Regions from separate parts of the Homo sapiens genome. Here region 1 is linked to region 2. The links are chromatin loops, found by intact Hi-C in ENCODE. Cell type or tissue: HCT116. All regions are shown on one strand. Each heading gives the region's core, and the rest is flanking DNA. Links, peaks and the distances in the headings are about the cores only. Region 1 has its middle 5.7 kb from the start of ZNF521. Region 2 has its middle 36 kb from the start of LINC01915.

Region 1 (5,388 bases), core at 269-5,268, 770 kb after region 2:
CATTTCGTATTAACATATGATTGATTTAACTTCTGGCTCTTTTCATGCATTGACTCCACAGCACCTACTTTTAAGATATTTTGCACTTTTCAGAATGTCTTGCATTGGTGAAACAAACAATATCTGGAACTGAGACTCTTACTTGAAAAAAAGATTAACGTTTTTTCAACTGTTAATTCCAACAATAAAGATATTGCTAAAGGAGGGATTAATGTTAAAGGAAACCTGTGTCCATGAAACTTGACCTCAAAGGAATTAATTACAGAAAACACATTAGGTACCAGTTCAAGTAAATCTCCAATTTTAAAATGTCAGTTGCAAAGCATAAATTGTCTTTGATAAGTTATAAGTAATAGTGTCAAAGTTGCAATCTGGCATCTAAACCAATTACAAAGAGAATACTCTGCTCATAATTTTATATAAATATCCTTAGCACATGTCTACTTATCTGTACAACAATTTCATGTAATATTTTAAGATTTTCAAGACCGATTTCGGATTTTTTTTAATATTGAAAGTTAGTTCAAATCTAGTGTATTACCTGCCTGAGTAATATGACTGTATCAGTCATATTACTCCACAGAAGCTTTCTTTTAAAGGAGGAGCATTTTTAACAAGAGTTAAATTAAAAGTCCTATGAAAGGGCAGTTTAATCAAAGTCCATCTGAATCTAATGTGTGTGTCTGTGTCTGTGTGTTTAAAATATAAAATATATGTGTGTGTTATATATGTATATACATCCACGTATATACATATTAACACATTATTGTTAGAACAACATATAAGGGACTTTTAAATTAACATTTGTGCAAAGTATTAGTGATGCATTTGGAAAGGCAATATTTTTAGTCCACAAAAACTATACTCAGTTCCCAGTTCCTTTAATTGTCCACCATCTAATTCTCAGTAAGTTACTTAATATCCATCCTGCATACTCATAACCACACTCTACCTCTTAATCTATGAAATGGGTAGCAATGTTTGAATGCAAAAGCATTTAAGAACGTCACATGGAAAAATCCACATTAAATATATAAATATGGCAAATGTATTTTGTCATTATGAATAACAAATTCTATTTTCAATCTTTTTTTAGTCTTATTTACTTGACTTCTTTTCTTTCATAAAATCTGAGTCATTAAACCCCTTTAAAAAAAATTCTGATACAGATGCGTTGAGGACTTTTCTACTTGGTGGTGGACTATATCCAAAAAGGTAAAGTTTTTTAAATGCACACTATACATTATTCATTTATTTTATAATACACGAATTCATTGAAATTTAAAGATTTAATTTCAACATGTATAGAAACGTTTAAAACTAGAGGTTTCACATTGTCATCTTTTCTTACTGAGGCTTTCATAACCACTGCAAAGGTCCTTATTGAGCCACTAAAACAATAAAAGAGAGAAAATATCCTTTCTTCACACAGAAATTGCGAAAAGAAAAGAGGGATCTTTCAGTAGAATAATATTTGCAAGCTACTTTTAAAGGTAACTGAAAGGTGAGGCATCATCTTAAGAAAAGAGATTGTAGCATATTAGAAAAACCAGATAGTACTGATTTGTGAATTCTAAAGAATTAAGGATATAGATAAGTGATCTACTAACAAAAAAAATGAACATGTACCCTTAAAAGAGACAATAAAGGAATAAAACAGTTGATAGAAATTGAATCTACCTTTTTAAGTATTGCTAATAGTATATATTTGTAGAACTTAACTGGCATATGCTAAAAATAATTACTGTCATCAGAAATACAAAATTTATAAATAATGAAATAAAGAGGAAATAGTTATATTTCCTAAAAAGGCAAATTATGTTTCTCTCACTTAAAAAAAATTATTATAAACAATTTTTCATAAGTTATATGTCCCTAGATAATCATGCCTTTGGTAAATATTTTAGTTTTAGAAAGTGTACACAGTTGAATTAATTTTATACATTGAAAATAGAACATGTAATTTGGTTTATAACCCCAAAATTTTAAGTTTTTGTCCAAATGAGCACAAATGGATTTCTTTGGTATAGTTTAATGTAATTATTAAAATACCATAATATTTGGTTAACACTACGGTTTATAAAAATTAGAATATTGGTCATTAAAATCCAGAGATAATTAAAAGAAGCCCTTTGACAATAAGTGGTCATTACAGTTAATAAAAAGGATAAAATTCAAATGTAAAAGTTAAAGACTGTACATAGCAGAGAAAAAATGTAGCCATCTGTGAGCACCAGCTCTTTTGAAAGATAATATTAAAGATTATGTAGATATCTCTTTACCATGATACAGTGGTAGCAGAATAAATAGGTTTATAAAATTTCTCTTCATTAAAATAAGTGATCTATATTATGTTGTGTTGAATCTTATTTTCAAAGAAATCAAAGCCCTATAATCTGAGTTCAAATAATTTTTGAGGATATTTTTTTCTTTAGATTTCTAGGAAAATAAAACAGGTTTTTATAAAGCTGGAGTTTCAGAAAAGGGGAGACACTCATAAACTTTTTGTGTTATAATGAAAAATAGATGCATTGTGCACTAGAGGCATGGTATAAATAACAGGATTTTAGGTGTAGGGATTTTTCTTGTACATGTTTGGAAATTGTTAAGAGTTAAATAAACTATTTGCTGTCCTGCAGTTTGGAAATGTGTGCTCTCGATTACACAGATTAATAATTTTCAAAGAATCAGAACACAGTAAATTCACTTATCTGTGGAGTGTTGCTGAACAGCATCTAACCTGTCTTTGATGATTTAGAAGGTGCTTCATAAATTTTTGGTATCTTTGAATTAATATTTATGAACGTTCATTACCACTATAATCAAGACATGCAGAGATAACCAATTAATAGAGAATTCTGATGACAGAACGCCATCTACACCAAGCCTGAACTGAGTACAGACGTTTCATTCTTGTCTGCCTACAGTACCAATATTTTCAATTTGGATAGCTTCATGCTAAATATAAGATTTCCCAATTCAACAGTATATAAATTTCTTTGCATATAAGTTTTTCTAACCTCTGTTTTTTCCTTTTATTCATAAAACCCTGTGAGGCCCTCTTAGTCAATGATCATCATCATCATTTCCTACTTAGTAATTTTCAGAGATGTTCATCAGGTTGATCAAAATATGGATGAAGAAGGAAGTGGATACAGATTTGAGACAGAAAGAGAGTAATCATTCTCAGTGTCACCTTTGATGCTACATAAACACTTGTTATTTGCCCTTCAACACTGGGCCTCTTGTAGGCTCAATTCATAATAAATAGAGTCAATATCTTCCAAAGAAAAAATTCTGACCAAAAAGTTCCTATCAGAGTTTTTAATCACAGAGAACTTTGGCTCTTGTTCGTGACTTGTCCCCTCCTCTAAAAAAATTTAAAGTATTATTTCTTTTGACTAGTGGGGTTCAAAACCCACAATTGTTCTTTTTGACTGATGTTATCAACCCACTGTAAACTCTAAAGACTTCATATATATGCAAAATATATCCGTTTCTATCACATTATTTTCCCTGCAACACTGAAACTTTATGTGAGCAGTTTTCGCTCAGGTTATCTATATAGTATTATCAGTTCGTGGTATTCAAATCCCTCCTTGTTATCTCCCACGTGGTAATCTTTATGTTGCTGCTTTGCTGTTTTCATATCCTGCCCTTTTCTAAGGGATCACCTTTCTATTCCTTTTAAAGGGTACTGACCTCTCCCACTATCATTCAAAGCAAGAAGATGAAACTTAAAGTGTTTTCTCCACTCTTCTTCCTCTTTTTCCTTATTTTTTATTAAAATTGTAACATAAAAATGTCACTCTGAAGAAAGCCTTGGGTTCATCATTCCCAGCTCCCCTTCCCTGGGAGGTGAATACATTGCCTTTTAATCATGTTGGCCTTGCTTTTCCATAAGGCAATAAAAAAACAGTCTCAACAGAGGTTGCCAGTTATAACTTATGTATAAAAAATGGAATTAAAAACGTTTGATGAGGCAGAATCAGTTCCATAGGGACCCCCTCCTGTATTTCCCAAGTTTTTATTTTATCCTTGCCCTCCTCTAGTCTCTCTTCTTAATTTTGTCTTACATGATCCTTTCTCCCAAACATAGCAGTAGGATTTTAAAGAGGCCTTCTTTCCTAATTTTCCCATTTTTTCTTCTTTCTTACCAGCTTGCCTCTGCATTTATTTTCTATTGACTCTGTACCCTGACTGTCTTCAAATATTCATTATAATTGGAAGTTGCAATCTACCTTCTCCTCTGATGCGTCAACTGCATATGAACTGAATTCTCAGAGATTATTTCCTTTTTCTTATTGACTAGATACATGAACTGGCTTTCAGTTCACTGTATAGTTTTCCAAATTGATTGATATTGCCAGTACAGAAGCATACCTCTGTCATCACCTTATCCTTTTTATTTAATGATTTTACCTGCCTTCATTATTAACTGGTTTCCCCAATCATATTTCTAAACCTCCATCTCACGTTTGGATGTTAAACCCGATGCTTTCAAGGTTTAAAACTAGAGTATGCCTGTTGTGTGCAATGCTGCCTTCTGGGCACTCCCTAGAAACCCCACCCTGTCTGCCTTTTGGTGAATGTATTCAGTACCTTTAATCTTTCTCCTGTTTATTACAGTACTGAGTGTTGTGTCAACTATTAATGTACACTACTGCAACCTGACAGTGTAAATTCTGGCAGAAGCTTTTACAGGATGTAACCTGGTGGCCTCAGGGGTTCACATTTCTCCCATCCTTCTCTGTTTATTTTTCAGAAACACTTTCAATAACCCTTTTTGTGTGGACTTCATTCAAGTTTTACTTTTTCCTGAAAGCTACCCTTGATCTCCCACTTTTTTTTGCTTTCTGCCCTGACTCAGCCCCCCACCCAGCCCCCCACCATCAGCCTTTATATTTCTAGAGGACCCAGAGAAAGTATGTGTATTTATTGTGGTGTGGCAGGCAGCTTGTAAGATGGTGCCCATGACCCCTGCTCTGGTCTTCATGCTGCTGTGTCATCCCAACTCCTGAGTGTCATCTGCACCTAGTGAATTGCTTCTGACAATTACAATATGGCAAAAATGATGGCATGCCACTCCTGAGTTTAGAGTACAAAACTTCGTTTTGCTTGCCCTCTCTCAAACTCTTCCTTCTTCCGTCTTCTTTCTCTCTCTCTTTCTTTCTCTCTCTCTCCCCCCACCCACCCCCGCCTCCATCTTCCACTCTGGCTCTTTTCACTTGCTTACCTACCACCTGCCACATTGTGAGCTGCTCTGAAGCAGAAACCCTCCTAACGAGGAAATGAGACAAATGTGACTAACAGTCAGCAAAAAACTGAGGCTCTCAATTTCACAACCTGTGAACAAATAAACATGCCAGCAACTACTAGTGAGTTAGG
Region 2 (5,388 bases), core at 120-5,119:
CAGGTTAGCTGATGGTAACCTAGGGAAGGCCTACTGCAGTGGGGCAATGAGTGAGTTAAATTTGAGTGGACCTGAATGGGGCCATCTCTGGAGAGCTCTAGGAAGCTAAGGGCAGATGGAGGACCCCAGAATGTTAGGAGGAAGCAGTGGGAAGCAGAATTTTAAGATGACTTCCAAGGACTTTCCTTTGGGTCATCGCCTCCTGATGAGTGTGGGTGGAACCTGTGAATGAGATGAGATTCATTCCTGTCTATGTTCTGTTATATGGTAGAAGGAAGGTTGCAAATGTAATGAAGCTTCGGAAATCAGTTGACCTTAAGAGGGAGATTATCTAGGTGGGCCTGACCTAATCACATGAGCCCTTTACATCTGGGTCTAGAGGTCAGAGATGAGGGAGGTTGGAGATTCAGAGCATGAGCAGATCCTGCGTGCCATAGCTGGCTTGATAGGTGGGAGTGGACACAGGGGAAGGGGTACGGACTGGCATTAAAGAGCTGAGGGCTGACACTCTGCTGATAGTCAGCAAGGAAACAGGGACCTCAGTCCTTCAATCACAAGGAACTGAATTCTGCCAACAAGGGGAAAGAGTTTGAATGTAAATTTTCCCGCAGAGCTTCCAGCCAAGGACCTAGCCAGTGGGACACCTTGATTGCAGACTTGTGAGACTTTGAGCTGAGAACCTAGTGAGCTCAGGGTCTCACAAGGCTGCAATCAAGGTGTCCCGCTGGCTAGGTCCTTGGCTGGACGTCTGACCCGTGGAACTTCGGGTCAATAAATGGGTGTTGCATGTGAGGAGTCGGGGAGTGCATCAGGAAGAATAGCTAATGGATGCTGTGCTTAAAACTGGGGTGCCGGGATGATCTGTGCAGTAAACCACCATGGCACACATTTACCTATGTAACAAATCTGCACATCTTGCACATGTACCCCTGAACTTGAAATAAAAATTGAAGAAGAAAGAAAAATAAATAAATAAATAAACGGATGTTGTTTCAAGCCACTAAAACTGTGGTCATTTTTTATGCAGCAACAGAAAATGAATACGTTCTGCGAAAGTCACAGTTTTTCTGGATGTGCGTATTGCTGTTGAATTACTTTCCTCCTTATGAGACAGGTCGGTGGATGGGTAACTTTTAGAGAAGCTCCTTATATGTTATGACTGGGGAACCTGAGAACTGTGGGGTGCCCTTTCCCCTTTCACCTCTCTTCACAACAGCTGTATACCAGCTATAATGTTGTAAAATAGGCGTGAGGTTTTTTTTTTCTCCGTGTGGTTTTGCATGCTGTAGGGATTCCAGCACTCCTGCTTCTTACAGCAAGTCAAAATATAGACACTAAATAGCATGTTTTGAAGCACCTCATATTGCCCTTTTGTCAATGTCTTGCCCTGTTTGCAGAGATCACACTCTTCCTCATCCCAGCTCTCTCGCCCTGGGTTTGGATCTGGGGCTTTCCATTCTCACCCTAAGAAAGCACCCCCTCATAAAGATGACATCACCACTGTGTCAGAGCACTGTCCCTTGCCACACAGGTGCGAGCTGTGGTTTATCTCTCATTATGGCCCCCATGTGACTCCTGCATGTTCCCGGGCCAATCTCTCCCCTGGGGGTCTTGCACCAGACAGTCTCTTGAACCTGCACATTCTCCAACAGCAGTAGTAGAGTGGCAGTGGTCCGATAGTCTTTCCAGGCATGAGTGAGTGGGAGACACCCATAGGCCTGGCAGCACATTTGTTATCAAATCAATGCAGGCTCAGGTTGGGGGCACAGAGGTTAGGTGACCACCCAAGGTGATCCTAGGGACTCAGCCCCTGAATTCTATGGAAGCCCTGGTGGACATTCAATCCATGTTATTGATGATAGTGACAGATCTGGGATTTAACTCCCCCAAAATGTGGATCCCAGTGTGGGTGAAACACAAAAACCATAAAACCATGTATTGAGATTGATGCTCAAGTGATTCAATCAATGAGGCCATTGAGGTCACTAAAAAATGGAGTTTTAGAAATCAGTTGACTCAAGGGCTATTTCAGATCATGGCTCAGTCTTGGGCTTTCACAGCCACATCTTCCTCTTTGAGGAGAGAAATACGAATAAGCCTGATTATCTGTTCTACGTATTGTTGAGCACTGCGATGGTTAATACTGAATGTCAACTTGATTGGATTGAAGGATGCAAAAGTATTGATCCTGGGTGTGTCTGTAAGAGTGTTGTCAAAGAAGATTAACATTTGAGTCAGTGAGCTGGGAAAGGCAGAATCACCCTTAATCTTGGTGGGCAGCATCTAATCAGGTCAGCCAGGCTAGAATATAAAGCAGGCAGAAAAACGTGAAAAGACTAGACTAGCTTAGCCTCCCAGCCTACATCTTTCTCCTGTGCTGGATGTTTCCTGCCCTCAGACATTGGACTCCAAATTTTTCAGTTTTGAGACTTGGCCTGGCTCTCCTTGCTCCTCAGCTTGGGACCTTGTGATCGTGTGAGTTAATACTTAATTCACCCCCCCCCCCCACTTTATATATCTATCTATCCTATTAGTTCTGTCCCTCTAGAGAACCATGACTAATAAAAGCACCATTGTCCACAACTCAGGAAGCTGGTTCTTTTCTGAGGCTCTCATTCTAGGCCATTGTCCTTTATGTGATGGTTTTGTCATTATATTTACAAACACACACACCCACATGTGCACACACACACACACACACACATATGATTACACCGGTTGGGAGTAATGACATCCATAAACTGTCCACTTTATTTTTTAGTTAAATCTACATCACACAGTACAAGCAATAATTAAAAGGACACAAGATTTACTTAGGCAGGGAAGAGGCATCTTTGTTTTTGCTTGTGTGTCTACAGGTTGGTCTGTTGAGGTTGTGCTCTGTTGGTGGTTCCACTTCCATGGCCAAGCTGAGCTTGGCTCTTGGCTGCAAGTTGGGCTGAGGTTTGCTTTGCTTCACGGGTCTTCATTCTGAGGCCTTGGCAGAAGAGGCAGCCGTGAGCTGATGGGCAATACTCTCCTCAGGGCAATGCCAGAGAGGCAAGAGCACACACGGAGCCATGCTGCCTCTAAGGCCAGGCTTGGAACTGGTGCCGTCGTCGTGTCTGCCTACATTTCATTAGATAAAGCAAGTTAGGGGCCTGCACTCCACGTGGAGGTGTGGGGAAGTATAATTCCACCTTGGAAGAGGAAGGCAGGGAGTAATTATTTTTGATCATCAACCTACTTTACCTCAGGGGGTCAGCTGAGTGTATGTGTATGTAATATATTGTCTTTTTAAACACAGAGGCACCCACCCACGTAGTGAGATCTCTGAAGTGCTAAGGACTTCAATGCTTGGACTTTTAACATATATGGACCATGTTCAACTGTTTTAGCACAACAGCTTTCCCTGTATTAATTTTTTCTGGTCTTTCTTCTGGCCTCTCCACATTAATTCAGGTCACTTGCTGTTAAAAAACGAAACAAGATAGTGTTTCAAAGAAAAATGTTCTGTATGAAATATTTAAACCTGGTTAAAACTACCAGCAAGATGGAGTTGAATGTTTTATGTGATAACTGGTGCTCAAATCTTGGTTCCCTTCAGGGAGGAAGGGAAGAGCAGGGGTGGCAAACCCAGGCCTGGTGCTTACGATTCAGTTGCCCAGAGGAATTTTCCACCCAAAGCCAAACACCCATGCTGAGATGTTGGGTTCTCTTGGTTTATTCAACAAGAGGAATGGAAGTTAGTTTCTAATACCCATCACTCTGAAAAAAGAATCAAGAGAAGAGGGGTGCAGACAGGGATGTGTTACTGTTTTTTTTAGGATCTTCCCTGTACTAGAGACTGTGGCTGCTGTTTTATATGTGAGGGTAACTATGGCTCTGAGGGGTTAAGTAACTTATCTAAGTTCTCATGGTAGAAAGAAGCGAGCCAGGCAGGATTCAGCTTCCAAAAGCCTATCCTCTTGGCATGACACTATATTGGATGGAATGGCATTTCCTTCCATACGTCAGTGATGGGAAGCTCATTTCTTATAGGGCAGGTTACAGAGAGAGCTCAAGATTGTAGCAGTGACCTAATACTGACCTTTGGGCTCTTTACAGCTTCTGCTGGTACTGAATAGCAATCTCTTGTCTCTGGCAGTTCTTTAAACTTTCCTCCTTAGTCTTCTCCAGGTGTGTTCCTTCAGGTCCTTTTCACATGACACAGTGTTCAGTTTTAATCACCCTTGGTTATCCTTTTTCAGATGAGCTCCAGCTTCTCGTAAGTGGCAAGGAATGAAAGAAAAAGCCAGAAGAATTCTCAAAAAGACAGGCAAGCCCACCTGCTTTATCTTGGTGTGACAAGGGCAGGTGACTTTCTGGTTTGGGTTCTGGCCTGGAAGTATAGGCAGCCCCTTGTCCATTACACTGCATGGAAATTCACCCTCGGGCAGGGGTTGTGTTGTGTCCAGGGGGTATTGGGCTTCAGCCCTGGTTTTGGGTGCGCAATAGAGTTGAAACCATAGAGTCAGCTATCACCTGCTTCTCTACGGTTATTTATTAGCCAGGTATTTATTACACCACTTAAAGAAGAGGCAGGAAGGGGAGGATAAGCTGAGAGAGGACCCAAAGTGCTCAAATTCCCCATATCTCATTCCCTCCCTCTCTGATGGTAGATGACAGGAGGTCATCACCAGTTCACCCTTGAACATCCCAAGGTTATAGAATAAGCTGTCTGCACTACTAACGAATCATGGTGTGGATTAAATAAACAGGTGTGGATAGCTGTGGATTTATGAATACACCTTGATAGGTGTGGATTTATGAATAAATATGAAGAATATGAAATACAAAAATAACTGAAAGGAAGATAAATAGTGTGCTTCAAGGAAATGCACTAAGGAAATGGACTTGAACATGCAAAAATCTCTGTGACTTGATTCTCAGTATAAAGCAATTCATATCTTGTTTGGGGAAGAACTTTTCCCATTCTTTTGGTGTTTTAACCAAATCCACATCTTTCCCTGGTGCTTTGTGGAGCAGATCTACTTAAGCAAGTAACTGCTTTGAGTGCAGACCTCTCTGTATTTACTACAGTGTCCAGGCTGGAAGAAGTTGAATTCTAAATGCACTGTCACCACCTGAAAAAGGGATTTTGGCAAAGCCCCATGTTATAGATTGAATTGTATACCTCCCCAACTTCAAATGTCCTTATCCCCAGTACCTCAGAATGTGACCATTCGGAGATAAGTTCTTCATAGAGGTGTGAAGTTAAAATGAGGCCATTAGACTGGGCCTGCATCCAATATGACTTGTGTTCCTATAAGAAGAGGGAATTTGGCCACAGACACGCATAGAGGGACGATGATGTGAAGAGACACAGGGAGAGGATGGCCAATGACAAGCCAGGGAGAGAGACCTGGA

Evidence for each region. A loop is a pair of places that touch in the nucleus more often than their neighbours do. Peaks named below come from ENCODE experiments on the same cell type or tissue, not always from the same donor. Only the 100,000 strongest peaks of a DNase experiment are listed, where the experiment ranks them.
Region 1: it touches region 2 in a loop (7-fold over the local background); 4 of 110 quality-filtered maps call a loop at or near these places.

The regions. Positions count from the first base shown.
Region 1 is chr18:25,355,146-25,360,533 of GRCh38, forward strand. No RefSeq gene overlaps it. Among named protein-coding and RNA genes, the nearest start is that of ZNF521, 5.7 kb to the left of the region's middle. In HCT116, for the core only: no CTCF peak of the experiment used is centred there; no DNase peak of the experiment used is centred there; H3K27me3 peaks cover 397 bases.
Region 2 is chr18:24,589,549-24,594,936 of GRCh38, forward strand. No RefSeq gene overlaps it. Among named protein-coding and RNA genes, the nearest start is that of LINC01915, 36 kb to the right of the region's middle. In HCT116, for the core only: no CTCF peak of the experiment used is centred there; no DNase peak of the experiment used is centred there.